2 separate regions of the Homo sapiens genome follow, and region 2 is linked to region 1. Evidence: chromatin contacts called from ENCODE Hi-C data. All regions are on one chromosome and are shown on one strand. Each heading gives the region's core, a stretch centred on a gene start or an enhancer-like site at or near the end of the contact. The rest is flanking DNA. Distances are from core to core; before and after follow the strand shown. Region 1 holds the start of MRTFB (myocardin related transcription factor B). Region 2 overlaps PARN (poly(A)-specific ribonuclease).

Region 1 (7,784 bases), core at 3,486-5,985:
TATCTGCATCTATACAAAAAAAAGACATGTATAGGAAACAAATGAAAGGTTATTTATGGAGAGAATCAAGACAATTGGAATTTAGATTTCTCAAAATATGTCTTATGTCATTTTAATTTTTGAACCATATGAACATCTTATCTACATGAAAACAATTTGTAAATGTTAAAAGCACCTCGCAAAAAGAAGCAAAAGAGAACCACCTACAAACCAGAGTCTAAGTTTTCTCTGAAATTGGTGACAAGCAATTTTAGTGTGGCCATCACCATAAATTATAAGACAAAGTGCTTTTGTTTCCTCCAATCGAGCCAAAGTATATGATTATAATAATCTATTTTAAAAAGCCGGGGTGAGGAATTAGAAGAGAGAACAGAAAAAGGTGAGAAGAGAAGGAGCTCTACTCTAATGGTTCTCAAAGTATGGTCCTTGGACCAGCAGCATCAGCATCACCTGATAATTTGTTAACAATGTAAATTCTATGGGCCCAGCCCAGACCTACTGAATCAGAGAGAGACCCTGGAGGAGGAGGCTAGCAATCCTTTTAATACATACTCAAGTTTGACAGCCACAGATCTGGTCCCGTGATTTTTATATGTTCACGTGCATTGCCCAGGAAGGGATCTTTTAAAATGCAAATTCTGGTCCAGTTGGTCTGGAGTGGAGCTCAGAGTCTACATTTCAAACAAGCTCCAGGATGCTGCTGACGTGCTGATGGTGTGGGCACCACACTTTAAGACGCAAAGCACAAGTCCACCTGAGGAAGAAGGTACGCAAAGGGTCTTCACGTGATTGAGTTTGCTGTGAAACCTGCACTCAATATTAGACAGAAAAAGTCCTTACACAGGTCTCCAGCTAAGGTATACCACGGAACTAGCTTCCCATATAAACTGTGTACTTCACACAGAGTAAGTATGTTTTCAAATATATTTCTTAAACAACAATAACAACTATAATTCACTGAGATCCAATTTAAGGACGTCCCATTTGAGAAAACTTTCATTTATAAGTGGATCTTCCAGAATGGAAACAAACAAAAAACACAAAAAACCATATTCATACAACTGTCTGGTTATATTATCTGATTAACTTTACCTCAAACACACTAACCACACCATCTGCTCTTCGTGAAAATTCACCAAGCAGTTTGTTTCCTTTTAAACATTTTCAAAAAAATGGTTCTTATATTTACAAACATTGATTCTCCATTTGTTTTACATAAAGGGAAAATCTCTACAGGAATCTTCTTAGTAAAGAATTCTAGTTTAAATGGAAGGGTCCAGAAATATTGTGTATCTTCATTTTGCAAGTCACCCTTTGAATCAAGTTTTTGGTGTTAATCATTAATCATTGTTTCATATTCCCTATTCATGTAGTAAAATTATGTAATAATTTTTACATATTCCCTATTTCATTGACTCTAAGATGCCATCAATTTCAAGATATAATGTCCTACTAAGAAAGAAAAGTTGCCAACCACATGCTAATTTTAAGATGTCATTCTATCTCACATATGCATCTTAAAAATCAATGAAACACCTTAATTACAAATCAGAGATATGTGCATAGTATTCATTTTCTAGTTAACATTTGTGTCTCTCAAATGTAAAACTTCATAAAAGCATGAACTTTTGTCCATTCAACAATCTATCCCCTATGCCTAGAAAAATGGAACATTTTCAATCAACATCTTTTACATACAGGTGAATATTTTTTAAAGTTCTGATTTTAAAAACCAGTAATGACCTCTTTTACCCTGGAACAAGATACTGCTTGCTCAAATTAATATAAATTCATTACTCTCAATTTGGATAAATTTCCATCTCCAAAGTGTTCAATGTCTCTAACTCTAGATAATTTAAAGTATAGCCTTCTGTTTTGACAGCAGTCATTACCTACATGTCTGTTTCCATAGCACCTTTCAAACGTAACACGCAACTAATAATAAACACCTTACATCAAGAAGCAACTCGTCTATTCAACAAAAAAAAGCCAAATAAACTATTATTAAAAGAAGAGTTAAATGTATAATGTTACAATGTAGGTAACATTGTAACATATATAAATGTTATACGTAGGTAACATATAAATGGTCTGAGCTGAACTTTCTTAACTCGATTTGCATTTTCCCCTATGCAGCAAGACTAGCAAAGTTTGAAATGAAAAGACAACTGCTAACAAATCACACCATGAGGACTACTGGCATATGTGATTACAGGTAATTTTAAGTTTTACCTTTGAATACATCTGCATTTTCCAAATTCTCTAATATAGATATTAGTAAGCAGAAGAAGCTATTTAAAGGGTGATTACACTAGTTTAGATTATACTTAACTAAGACTTATTTCTACACATTATTGTTGTTGCTTCCCAACTCCATTCTAACCTCAATCTGCTACTTGATTCAAGTGTTTAGTTGTCAACATTTCCATTAAACACAGCCAATCTTTCAGACAGAGGGACACAGGTACTAACCTGACCTCCCATCTGAGATTCTAGAATAATCAATGAAAGCGCCACTAACCAAAAGCATGCTTTTTGTACGTCAGACACTTCTGAAAGAAAGAAAAAACAAAACAGGACAAAACTCTCAGCAAAAACTGTCTGTTAAATTTCCTTTTATAATTCCTATTATAATTGACTAGATAACACTGATGTTTGGAGTGGTTCTCCAAGGAGCTGGAACTGCCCCCAAGGAACATTTTTAGTTATCAAAGAGACTGGGGGACACCGCTGGCATTTAGGGTTTGGGGGGCCTGGATCTAAAAGACTTCACACAACACATAGGTGGGACAGATCTGTATAATGAAGATTCGCCTGGTACGAGAGTCTTTCAAATGAACGGGCAGATTAAGCCCACTATAAACTGGCATTACTTTACAATATTTAAAAGTTTTTATAAGAAATTGCAGGGAAACTCCAGTAATGTAGGAGAAAGTAGCAAGGGAAGCTTAAATAGAGTAAGGGAAAACTGTCTAAACATTAGCGATCGTTTCCTCACACCACACACCGTTAACATACAATTGTAGTATCAGAATACTGAGCATATACAAACAAGTGAGATACTGATATTGAACCAAAAATTTTCAACCTTGTTAATATTTTATTAATTATTACCAATGGTAATTGTTAGGAAGCCAGTATTGTCCCTTCGAGTGTGTGACACAAAAAATTCTACAATATAGTTTAAAAATATGGATCCATGGAGGGCTTGTGCTAATATTTACGTATTTATTGAGACAGTCTGTTATTTGTCTTGCCATGTTATCCCTAGTTCAATCTAGGTTGTTTCTCTCTTTAATTCGCAAGAAACAGGTTATGCCAACCTAGGTGTTTTTCCCAACCTCCGTCTGTATCTCTGCTCTTTCCCTGAAGTAGCGGCCTCACTCTGTAGCCCAGGCTGGAGGGCAGTGGTGCAATCACAGCTCACTGCAGCCTTTAACTCCTGGGCTCAAGAGATCCCCTCACCTCAGCCTCCCAAGCAGCTGAGACTACAGGTGTGCGCCACCACACCACGCTAATTTTTTCTTTTTTTGTACAGGTGGGATCTCGCTATATTGCCCAGGCTTGCTCTTGTTTGAAATAGCTCCTCCTAATTTTTTTTAACCAATACAAATGTACTCATTAGAAGCTGGCACAAGCACCCCAGTATATACTGTCTTCCAGCACAAGAGTATGTCCTAGATGTGAATGGTACAGCAACATCTGTCATATACTGTTCTCTATTTCGCCCTTACGCTTCAATCAAACCATCATACTGCTTTTCAAGGATGTGTGTAGGGAGGTCACATTGTTTATGAATTTCATTTCAGGGTAGTAAAGAGGGCTTTATACATGTTTGCTGCAAAGGGGAAGAAGGGACCTTGATTCTGACGAGGTTGAGAACCACTGTTCCCAAGAGTGGAATCGCGTGCTGAAACAAAAATCGAACTTTTAGAGAAGAGTTTCCTTTGCCTAAGGCAAGCCCTGGGCTCCAATATTCCACTTCATTGGGCCTGACACCCCACTACCAGCACACGCCCGCTGCTCTCAGCCCACCTCTGCTTCCAAGCAGGGCCAAACAATGGTTCTTGACCACTTGGGGATCGGGGACCCTTTTAGGAACGAGACAAAAGCCCTGGAAAAACTCTCTCCCAAGAAACCCATATACCAAGCTGCATCCAACTTCAGGGCGCTCCCAGACACCCCCTCTGAAGCCTGGTCGGGACCCCAGGAGAAAAGGGCTGAGGGGAGTGGGAGGTGGGAAGAGGAAGGGGGCGCAGGGGTCCCGGTCCCCTCCCACCGCCTCCTCGCAGTGTGGCTCTGGCCCGGGCGCTCCACCTCTCTGTGCAGCCCCGGCGTGCAAGCGCGCAACTTAAGTGCCCGGCACACAGCAGAGGCTCCATAAACGCCGCTGCCACTGTCAGCAGGGCCAACTCTGCAGTCGAGATGGACACTGAGGCGGCCCCGGGGTCGCGCCCGGGCGCGAGGACCGGTTGAAGGAGGCACCGGCCCGCGGCCCCGGCCGCCCCGCCCCGCGCGAGTCCCGGGGACGGTGCGGACCAAACGGCGCCGCAGCTGCTGCGGGGACGAACAGGGATGGCTGCCTGGGACGCGGGATGTTCACCAGGCCCGCTCCCCCACCCAGCCCTCGGTCTCGGCCGCTCTCACCCGGCCTCAGCCCCCAACGGCCGCCACCGCCCGCCGCTCACCTCCCCGGCCGCCGCCGCCGCCGCTCCCGCCGCCGCCGCGCGATCTCGCGAGACTTCGCTCCCCTCGGCACTCCCCCTCCTCCCCGCGGCGCGCGCGGACCCCAGGCTAGAAGCGGCTCGGCGCGCTCCCCGGACGCTGCCCACCCCGCCTCAAGGGTCAAGCCCGGCCTCTCTCGCTGCTCGCCCCCGACTCCGTCCCTGCGTGCACTCCGCCCACTCCCGTGACTGGGAAGGGTTAAAGCCCAGGTGCGAGGCGGCCGCCTCCTTCTCACCTGGCCGGCCGGGTGCGCGTGCGCATGCGCATGTCCGGGGCTCGGCCCTGAGCCTCTGCAAAGGCTTGGACGGTGGCGACAAAGGTGACCGCTGCCACCCGTCCTGAGTGCTCGCTGCGCGCCGAGCACTTAACAGCCCCCTTCGGTCCTCACACTGCCCTCCAAAGTGGGTATTACCAGCCTCCCCATTCTAGAGAGAGGAAAAATGGAGGCCTGGCAAGGAAAGTACAGTAATGGCTCCATGTCACACAGCCAGGAATTGGCTGAGCCAGTGTTGGGATCTGGGGTTGTCTGATGCCCAGCCCAAAACCCATTTCTGCACCTCAGTGACAGCCCCCAGGCCCTGTCCCTCTTTCCGTTCAAGGCTCAAGGCGCTGCCTCTCAGCCGCAGTCTTCATTCTCTCCCAACATTCACCAAGGTGAGAGGAGGAGCTCCTGGGAAGTCATTTGCTACAATCTGTTTTCAATGGAGCTGGCGACAGTAAAGTGCTTCTCCCTCACTTTACAAACTTCCCAAGGCCTGTGAAGCCCCTGTGCCACTCCCTGTGCAGCTCTGAAGACTGTGTGACTATTTTTATGCGGTTCTGTCTCCTCCTTAGACTGGTGGCGTTTTGCTGGTAGAGAGCATGATGGAATGGCACACAGGACAGAGAATCAGAATGTACATGATGTTAGCACACAGAAAAGTGTGACTTCTTCCCAGGAGTAAGTCTTAATGAAATAATAATTGTTTGTAAAGAGGAAGGGCTAACATTTATTGCGGGCATATCAAGGTCATACCAATCTTCTTGCAATCCTGGAGGTGGAGAAAGTAGCCTGTTTCCATTGTGAAATAGGATTTGAACCTGGGTCTGAGTCCGGAGCCCAGCACTACCTTGTAGGTAGGTCCTGTTCTGCAAGCAAGCGAGCATGAGCTAGCTCATCTGGGCCGGCTGCTGTAAGATCAGGAGCCCTGGAGGTTCTAGGTAGCCTTCCACCTGCAACAGCGTCTGCATGGGCTTACCCAGCCCACCTGATAATCACATCAATGTCAGCAAGTGCTGGCCTGCCCATGCTCCAAACCTGTCCACTCTCCCCGGAACCAATTGCTGTGTACAGGCCAGAGCATGTGGGTGCCCTTGCATGTTTCAACCTCACTCAACTCACCAGATGGAGGAAGTGGGTGAAGAAGGAAAATCACACCTGCTGGGCAGCTACAAAGTGCTGAGCCCTGCTCCAGGTGCTGTCTATTTATTAATTTATTTAGCCCTCCCAACAACCCTGTATTAGGGTTCTCCAGAGAAACACAGCTACTAGGTTCTAGATAGATGTAGGCTGGGCAAGGTTGCTCATTCCTGTAATCCCAGCACCTTAGGAGGTCCAGTCAGGAGGATCACTTGAGCCTAGGAGTTTTAGACCAGCCTGGGTAACACAGTGAGACCCCGTCTCTACAAAAAATAAAAAGAATTGGGCATGGTGGCACATGCCTGGAGTTCCAGTTACTCTGGAGGCTGATGTGAGAGGATCTCTTGAGCCCAGGAGTCGAGGCTGCAGTGAGCTCTGACTGTGCCACTGCCCTCCAGTCTGGACAACAGAGTGAGACCCTGTCTCTAAAAAAGAAAAAACTATATAGATTCATAAGAGGGGATGTATGATGGCAGCTGAGAAGTCCTACGATGTGCCATCTCCAAACTGGAAAGCCAGGGAAACTGGTGACATAGCTCAGTCGCAGTTGTGGCCCGAGAACCAGGGAATCTGATGGTGTAACTCTCAGTTCGAGGCTACAGGCCTGAGAACTTGGGAGCCACTGGAGCGAGTCCTAGAGTCCAAAGCTGGAGAACCTGGGCTGGGCGCAGTGGCTCATGCCTGTAATCCCAGCACTTTGGGAGGCTGACGCAGGTGGATCACCTGAGGTCAGGAGTTCAAGACCAGCCTGGCCAACATGGTGAAACCCCGTTCTCTACTACAAATACAAAAATTAGCCAGGTGTGGTGATGGGTGCCTGTAATCCCAGCTACTGGGGAGGCTGAGGCAGGAGAATCGCTTGAACCTGGGAAGAGGAGGTTGCACTGAGCTGAGATTGCATTATTGAACTCCAGCCTGGGCATCAAGTGAGACTGTCTCAAAAAAAAAAAAAAAAAAAAAAAAAAAGCTGGAGAATCTGGAGTTCTGGTGTCGAGGGACAGGAGAAGATAGTGTCCTGGCTCCGGAAGAGAAAGAGAGAATTTGTCTTTCTTCTACTGTTCTATCCAGGCCCTCAACTGATGGCGATGAAGGCAGATCTTCCTTACTCAGTCACTGATTCAAACACCAATCTCTTCTGGCAACACCCACACAGACACACCCAGAAGTAATGCTCTACCAGCCATCTGGGTATCCTTTAATCCAGCCAAACGGATGCCTAAAATCAACCGTCACAAATCCCCTGTGGAAGTTATGGTTGTCCCCATTTTACAGATGAGAAAACCAGGAACATAAGAGGTGAGAGGACATGCCCAACAACACACACAGCAACACGCAACGACACACACAACACGCAACGACACACAACAACACGCAACAACACACAGTTGGCAAGTGGTTGGTTCCACCCCAGATCAGCCTGTTTCCAAATGCACAAACTTTGCCTTTCGTGACCAACAAGGCTATTCCCTACCTCAAAAGCCTTTATCTTTATGAAACAGAAAATCCCCAAATCCCCTGAGGTCAGGACTCCAGTGTAAGATGCTGTTATGTTCTCCTCCGGGTGGCCAGTGCCTCAGTGTTCTCATCTAACATAAGAACATGAGTAGGGAAAATTAACCAACTTAATATATGTGAAGCATACGGAAAAGTGCCTTACAAG
Region 2 (7,784 bases), core at 2,813-5,312, 460 kb before region 1:
TCTCCTGCCTCGGCCTGCCGAGTACTTGCGATTGCAGGCGCGCGCCGCCACGCCTGACTGGTTTTCATATTTTTTTGGTGGAGACGGGGTTTCGCTGTGTTGGCCGGGCTGGTCTCCAGCTCCTAACCGCGAGTGATCCGCCAGCCTCGGCCTCCTGAGGTGCCGGGGTTGCAGACGGAGTCTGGTTCACTCAGTGCTCAATGGTGCCCAGGCTGGAGTGCAGTGGCGTGATCTCGGCTCGCTACAACCTCCACCTCCCAGCCGCCTGCCTTGGCCTCCCAAAGTGCTGAGATTGCAGCCTCTGCCCAGCCGCCACCCCTTCTGGGAAGTGAGGAACGTCTCTGCCTGGCCGCCCATCGTCTGGGACGTGAGGAGCCCCTCTGCCTGGCTGCCCAGTCTGGAAAGTGAGGAGCCCCTCTCCCGGCCAGCTGCCCTGTCCGGGAGGGAGGTGGGGGGGTCAGCCCCCCGCCCGGCCAGCCACCCCGTCCGGGAGGGAGGTGGGGGGGTCAGCCCCCCGCCCGGCCAGCCGCCCCGTCCAGGAGGGAGGTGGGGGGGTCAGCCCCCCACCCGGCCAGCCGCCCCTCCCGGGAGGTGAGGGGCGCCTCTGCCCGGTCGCCCCCCCGTCTGGGAGGTGTGCCCAGCAGCTCATTGAGAACGGGCCATGATGACAATGGCGGTTTTGTGGAGTAGAAAGGGGGGAAAGGTGGGGAAAGGATTGAGAAATCGGATGGTTGCCGTGTCTGTGTGGAGAGAGGTAGACATGGGAGACTTTTCGTTTTGCTCTGTACTAAGAAAAATTCTTATCCTGTTTATCTGTGACCTTGCCCCCAACCCTGTGCTCTCTGAAACATGTGCTGTGTCCACTCAGGGTTAAATGGATTAAGGGCGGTGCAAGATGTGCTTTGTTAAACAGATGCTTGAAGGCAGCATGCTCCTTAAGAGTCATCACCACTCCCTAATCTCAAGTACCCAGGGACACAAACACTGCGGAAGGCCGCAGGGTCCTCTGCCTAGGAAAACCAGAGAACTTCGTTCACTTGTTTATCTGCTGACCTTCCCTTCACTATTGTCCTATGACCCTGCCAAATCCCCCTCTGCGAGAAACACCCAAGAATGAACAATTAAAAAAAAAAAAAAAAAAAATCAGAGTTTGAATCTTGTGCCTTGTATAAACTTTGCTGTCATGTTGGTTGGGGGGATTTATTTATTCTTGGTTAAAGCAAGTTTTATATTTTAATTTAATTTAATTTTTTAAGACAGGATCTCACTCTGACAGGGTCAAGCTGGAGTACAGCAGTGCGATCATAGCTCACTGCAGCCTCGAACTCCTGGGCTGAAGCGATCCTCCTGCCTTAGCCTTCCAAGTAGCTGGGACTATAGGTGCATGCAACCATGCCTGCCTTTTTTTTTTTTTTTTTAAAGAAATGGGATCTTGCTATCTTGGCCAGGTTGAATACAAGTTTTAAAATAAAATATTACATCTAACCAGTTTTCATTGAGAAGTCTGGGGCTTTTGAAAGAATTTCCAAGTATTGAGTACGAAGTTGGTCAACCAAATAGAGCTGCCCTTGGAAAGCATGGTTGTTGTCTGGGGGGGCACCCTCATGGCACTCTTTCCCATGTGTGTAGGATGGCATGGTAGCACAAAGTCAAAAGTAGATGAAATTGACGGACGTACCCAAACAGTTTCTATGTATTTTTAAGCATGGTAGAAGGTTAGTCTTTGCATGTACTCTAGTTCACAGCCTTTTCTAAGAGGCTGAGGCCAAATTGAATTTATCTGGGAACCTGCCACATCTATAAATGCTACATAGGGTAATAAATGGGCCATTGGCTTCCAAGAATCAGTGACAGTGCACTTTAGTTCCTAATTTAGAGTTCATGAAAATTATCCCTTGACAAACAGATTGTGAAAAAGGAAACCCTATTAGATGGATTCATCTGTTTTTTTTTTTTGAGATGGAGTCTTGTGCTGTCACTCAGGCTGGAGTGCGGTGGTGTGATCTCACCTCACTGCAACCTCTGCCTCCCTGCAACCTCTGCGTTCTGGGTTCTAGCAATTCTCCTGCCTCAGCCTGCTGAGTAGCTAGGACTACAGGCACTAACCACAACGCCTGGCTAATTTTTGTATTTTTTGATATAGATGGGGTTTCACTCTGTTGGACAGGCTGTTCTCAAACTCCAAGTGATCTGCCTGCTTCAGCCTCCCAAAGTGCTGGGATTACAGGCATGAGACACCACGCCTGGCCTGCCTTTTGACAAATGTAAGCTGTTGTTTCCACAATGATGTGGGAGTGAGTCAAGGTGGGGGATGGATGGATGGATGGATGGATGGATGGATGAATGAATGAATGCATGCATGAATGAATGAATACAGATAACAAGTGTTTTTGTCTTCAGAGGAAGAGGCAATGTCAGTCTGTCCCACCCAGTAGACTTGGCTTCTCTGCATGGGGGCTACATCTTAGTCATTATTCTACATCCTTGGCATTTGGAATGGTGCTGGCACAGAGCTGGAGAGGGCTTTGAGGAGATGCCCTGGTACAGTCCTTGGGAAGGGGCCAATTCTGGGATAGCCGAGAAGAGAGAGGAGCATGGCACCCAACAGAGTGATGAACGAAGGCGGAAGTTTACGACAGTGTTCACCCAGTGAGGGTTGCACTCCCTCACTGGGTTGTGAAGTCATTTGAATGAATGGTGACCAGCATTTTTAATAAAATGGAAGAAGTTAGAAAATGTCAGTGTGTCTTATATAATATAGTTTTTTTTTTTTAATGTAACCTTTTTTTCAGGGTTCTGTACGTACAGATGTATGTGTGTGTACTGGGTTATAATGCACATGGATTTCTTGTTGAGGGTTATGGTAAACAGAGTTTGAACTCAGGCACTTCAGGAGAAACACAGATTAAAGTCCTCATTTAAAGAAGAATTACTCTTTTCCAGGTGTGCAAAGCACTGTGGCGGGTGTTGGTGGGCTGGGGGGAAGCAGAGGTAACTGGCAGAGCTCTCCCTCCTCAGGTGCTGCCTCTCTCTAGAGTAGCCTGGGGCTTGGGATTCCTGTGGACAGCTTCAGGAAGAAATGCTCATTCCTTCACCCTGTGGTCTCCACAGGTCTGGAGGAGACTTCTGTGCTGCTCACCAAGAGAAGGATGTCGTGATTAAAGCACAGTCCTCTCTCTGTCCACCTTGCTTGGCTCTCCTTGAGGGAGCAGGATGAATAGCTTACCTGATGAGCAGAATCAGGAAGAGTCTGACACCCAAGGGCCATTTGACAAGTGGATGGGGCCACTGCATTGAAGAAGGCAGGCCTGGAAACCAGCTGCTGGGGTCTCTTGGAAGCTGAGATTAAGGAATCGTTTAGAGTTCAGAGGCCTCTTGCAGCTGTCATGATGGGGTCTCGTGGTCTGGATTTCTGGATTTCTGTAGGGATGGTATCACCTATAGGAGGAAGCCCCATTTGGACCTCACACTCAAGATCCTTCTCCAGCACAGTCTACCAAGGAGTCCCATGCTTGAGGGGAACAGGAAGGGGATGCCGAGTCCTCATGGGCTCCATAAGAGGATGATAGTCCTCGTTAGAACCATCAGAGGACGATACTCCCTACCTGCCAACGAGTACCAGTGGGAGTGGTTGTTGGGCCAGTGTCTGATACTTTATTGCTGGCCATCAAATTTGGACTTTGTGAACAGCAGAGAACCTTTTTGCACAGCCAGGGGGATGGATGTGACTCTGATGACATGATAAGGAATTTCTTTCATAGGGCGCAGTGGGCTTCAATGTCAGGGCTGAGAGGCTGGAAGTGGCTGCAGTGTGCCCAGAAGTGGAGCAGTAGCCAGTAGTGACCTACAGTTACTATTCCATTACTGATCTGTGAGGGTGTTTAATTGCTACTGACATTGTTCGGATTTTATGGAAACTAGATTTTCAACTTTGCCATCCATCTGGCTTACAAAACTTGAAATGCTCCAGATGTGACTTTGTATCTTAATTCCTTTTCACCAACCAGAAGGTGGTGCTGTCGTGCTGGCAACCAATCTACCTTTCCAACGCCAAGTAAAACATTGAAATGCTTATTCATGCTAAGTAATGTGGACAGACTTAGCATTCGGATTCGACAGCGTACCTCTCCTGTAGTTGTGGGGAAGCCTTTAGAGTCCGGAGCTGGAGAAGCCTGGCAGAGGGGCCTTGGTTAGGCACTCGCTCAGGGCCACCTTTGCACTCACGGTGAAGTGACACTTTTATAGGAGTCAGGGCGAAGATGTCTGCTGAGTGCTGCTTGATCTGTGTCCAGTCTTCCATGAAACAGTTAAAGAATTATGACTAGAGATGAGAGAAGTTTCTGTAAAGAGAAAATGTTTTTTCTCTCGTTTCTTGCAGGGAAAGATCTCTACCTAGAGGAAAACTCATGAATCCAGTTTATAAGAAATACTTATAAAGTAATCATTAGTAATTAAAGTGATTAATTGAATACTCAACTAGTTGAAATATCCAAACAATCTCTCGAGTTATTTTAGCCGCTTGAAGGAAATAAAATCGGTGGTGTTTGATGTAACCTGAGTCCTTAGCTCCAGAGGTTAAAGTGGAGAAGAGAAAATTCATTTTACCAGGCTGGGGAGAATTCAGTGAGGTTATGAAGGTAAAGTTCTCGACATAGTGCCTGGCATTAGCTGCTCGGTAAATGTCCACTTTCCCCCCCACATCAGTCTATTCAGAAATCCAGACAATAAAATATCACAGAGTCAAGTTTGTAAAAAAGATGTATTGCTGCATCATGGAGACTGTGTGAGTGTGAAGCTCTTGGTGTTTGTATGATCGGCTTGCAAAATGACAGCATGTCCCTCAGGTAGGGCCATGTTTGTTGCCCTAAGTGACTTGCAGGTCTTCACCTGTCTGTACCTTTTAAACAAGAGACAAAACCTGCTGCCAGAATGATTTTTAGTTGTCTTTCCTTTTCTTTCCCATGGCTTCCTACAGTTGGGTTGCCGTTCTAATTAATCTCTTATCAGTGCAGTCAGGGGTCTCCTTTGGAGCCTCTTGTGGGGGTCCCACTTCAGTAGTTACTAGAGCAGCTTTCTGTTACAGAGGTTAACTTTTGAGTAGGTTCATAAGGAATGTGAGAATTCCACAGGCACAGGAGAAGTTTGCTGTAAGGTGAAGTTGTACTCATTAGGGCTATGGATTTATTCTGACACTCAGTTTGAGCAGCTGGTTTGGGCATGGTTTTAAAAATACAGTCAGTCCTCATTATTCACAGATTCTGTATTTGTGAATTCAGATATTCAATTTTTTGTAACCCACAATTCAGTTTTCACGTGCTTTTGTGGTCATCCCCAGGGATATGCAGGTTGGGAAAATTTTGTATTGCCCAACATGTGCTTCCAGCCAAAGCTGAAGGAGACTGCACTCTGCCTTCCAGTTTCTGCTCTTGGGCTGTAAACACGGCTCCTTTTCACAGGCTTTTAGTGCCAGTTTTTTGTTTTGAATTTTTGTCCTTTTTATTAGTGATTTTGCTGTTGAAAATGACCCCAAAGCATAGTGTTAGAGGGATACCCAGTGTTCCTGAATGCAAGAAGGATGTGAGGTGCCTTACAGAGAAAACACGTGTTAGATGAGCTTTGTTCACACATGAGTTAAAGTGCTCTTGGCCATGAGTTCAGTGTTAATGAATCAACAGTATATTAACTAAGATGTCTTTAAACAGAAACACACATAAAACAAGATAATATATTGATCGGTTGATGAACATGTGATCAGAGGTTTGTAGGACCCTAATCTTGTATTTCCCTAGAAACAATGACTCAGCATTTGCTAATTCAGCTTTCATGACGTCAAAAAGAAAAAAATTATGACAGATTTTGTTTAAAAATCTTGATTGGCTTTATTTGCAGTTCTGGAATGGGACAACAACTCATTCCATAAAATAGAATGAGCGTTCCAATGAGCTGGGCAGAGGAGGTTGGTTTTATAGATAGAGAAGGGTTGAAGAAAGCAGAAACAGAAAACAAAAAGCAGATTGGTCATTTCATAGTTGCTTTCCTTGTAAAGGTTAAAGCAGAGGGAACTCAATTTATCATGTCGTCAGGTAAAACTGGCTTGTTTGGAGATTCAGCTGTTTACTCTCATTTGGATTCCCCACAAGGTCATATAGAGAAATTAGTTTCAGCTTGGTGACATGGAACTTTAAGAGTGACTCCATTTCAGTTAGGTCTGTTGGGCCTAGTGCAGGAGCTCAGTCCAAACCATTGACCTCTATACATTTTATTTAACAATGGAGACTTTATAGAATATAGCTGCAAGACTGGAGTGTTTGTTGTTCTCTGCCTTCCTTTCTTCACCAGGGTGTTTGACCCAAAGCCATTAGGAAGAGGATTTCTGGGCTGTCTACTTTTTATTTGCTTTTAAAGGAGAGGTACTCACCTCAGAGCTTCAGGAGAGTCATTCTGGTTCTTGCCTGACAAGAGAAATGCCACAAAAATGGGCTGGCTGCAGGGAGGCCCGGCCACTCCTGGCCCAACTTTAACCCTGGCACAGTGACCGTGGACGGCTCCAAGTACTGGATAGTTAGGCAAATGGAGACATAGGATGGCTACAACTGTTGAATTTGACTTTAATTGAAGATGATGTTGCTTTTTTCTTTTCTTGATAGTTTATTTTCTGCAGATGAATCTCCTTATTGTGGATTACACCCTTGACTTTTCCTTTGTGTGATGAGGTTTGGGAAAACCAGGGATGTATGGTTTACTTTGCCAGCCTGTTCATTTCAGCTGCTTATTAACTTGCATCTTGGCCCCTTTAGAAGGAAGCGGCCTGAGATGGGAGCTGAGTAAAAACAGTGGATGAGGCCGGGCACGGTGGCTCATGCCTGTAATCCCAGCACTTTGGGAGGCTGAGGTGGGTGGATCACGAGGTCAGGAGGTTGAGACCATCCTGGCTAACATGGTGAAACCCCATCTGTACTAAAAATACAAAAAAATTAGCCAGGCGTGGTGGCAGGCACCTGTAGTCCCAGCTACTTGGGAAGCTGAGGCAGGAGAATGGCGTGAACCCGGGAGGCGGAGCTTGCAGTGAGCCGAGATCGCACCACTGCCCTACAGCCTGGGTGACAGAGCAAGACTCCGTCTCAAAAAAAAAAAAAAACAGTGGATGATTTATTTAATTCTTTTGGCAAGTTCTTGGGAAAAGTAACATGTAGAAAATTTGGTTATAGGTGGTGGCTCATGCCTGTAATCCCAGCACTTTGGGAGGCTGAGGTGGGCGAATCACTTAAGGTCAGGAGTTTGAGACCAGCCTGGCCAACATGGTGAAACCCCGCCTCTAAAATACAAAAAAAATTAGCCGGGCCTGGTGGTGCACACCTGTAATCCTAGCTACTCGGGAGGCTGAGGTTGGAGGATTGCTTGAACCCGGGAGGTGGAGGTTGCAGTGAGCCAGGATCGCACCACTGTACACTACAGTTTGGGCTCCATCTCAAAGAAAAGAAAAAGAAAATTTGGTTGAAATCATGGTGAGAACACTCAGTGTCCTTCCTATTAGGCAATCTTTCTTTTCACCTCTGTGCAAATAACAGTATAGTCTTTTCCTGGTGGAGCCTACAATTAAGGAGAGTGTTGCTTTTTAGGTCTGTTGAGTGAACTGAATCTCTGGATTCACTGAGCGGCTCTGTCATAGGCTTGCAGGGCCCCTTTGCAGGTAGGTGATAATGAAGAGAGGGTGCCATGAACAGGAGGGACAGGCTGAGGGAAGGGTCCTGTGTCCCAGCAGAGCACACAGCCTCCATGCCATT

The links. A loop is a pair of places that touch in the nucleus more often than their neighbours do. Pooled maps may share reads with other maps.
Region 2: a map of A673 shows a loop between it and region 1 (6-fold over the local background). The contact joins the enhancer-like site here to the promoter of MRTFB in region 1. A Hi-C loop is called at or near these places in 2 of 168 maps with a recorded cell type or tissue (A673 and Right ventricle myocardium inferior), 1 of 37 single-sample maps with no recorded cell type and 7 of 50 pooled maps.

What each region holds. Positions count from the first base shown.
Region 1 is chr16:14,068,270-14,076,053 of GRCh38, reverse strand. It overlaps MRTFB (myocardin related transcription factor B), which reads right to left and starts at 4,735. Exons shown (of 17, transcript NM_001308142.2): 1 at 4,689-4,735. RefSeq lists silencers at 4,271-4,350, 4,491-4,960.
Region 2 is chr16:14,525,534-14,533,317 of GRCh38, reverse strand. The region is part of intron 21 of PARN (poly(A)-specific ribonuclease); the gene reads left to right. LOC107984865 (a long non-coding RNA gene) reads left to right here. Exons shown (of 2, transcript XR_001752089.3): 1 at 1-2,264; 2 at 2,401-2,741. Among named protein-coding and RNA genes, the nearest start is that of LINC03107, 100 kb to the right of the region's middle. RefSeq lists an enhancer at 392-1,141. Within about 2 kb of position 4,062, at least 13 of the 41 ENCODE cell types and tissues checked have a DNase peak (open chromatin) inside an H3K27ac peak, as active enhancers do; they include A673, where a contact is called at or near this core.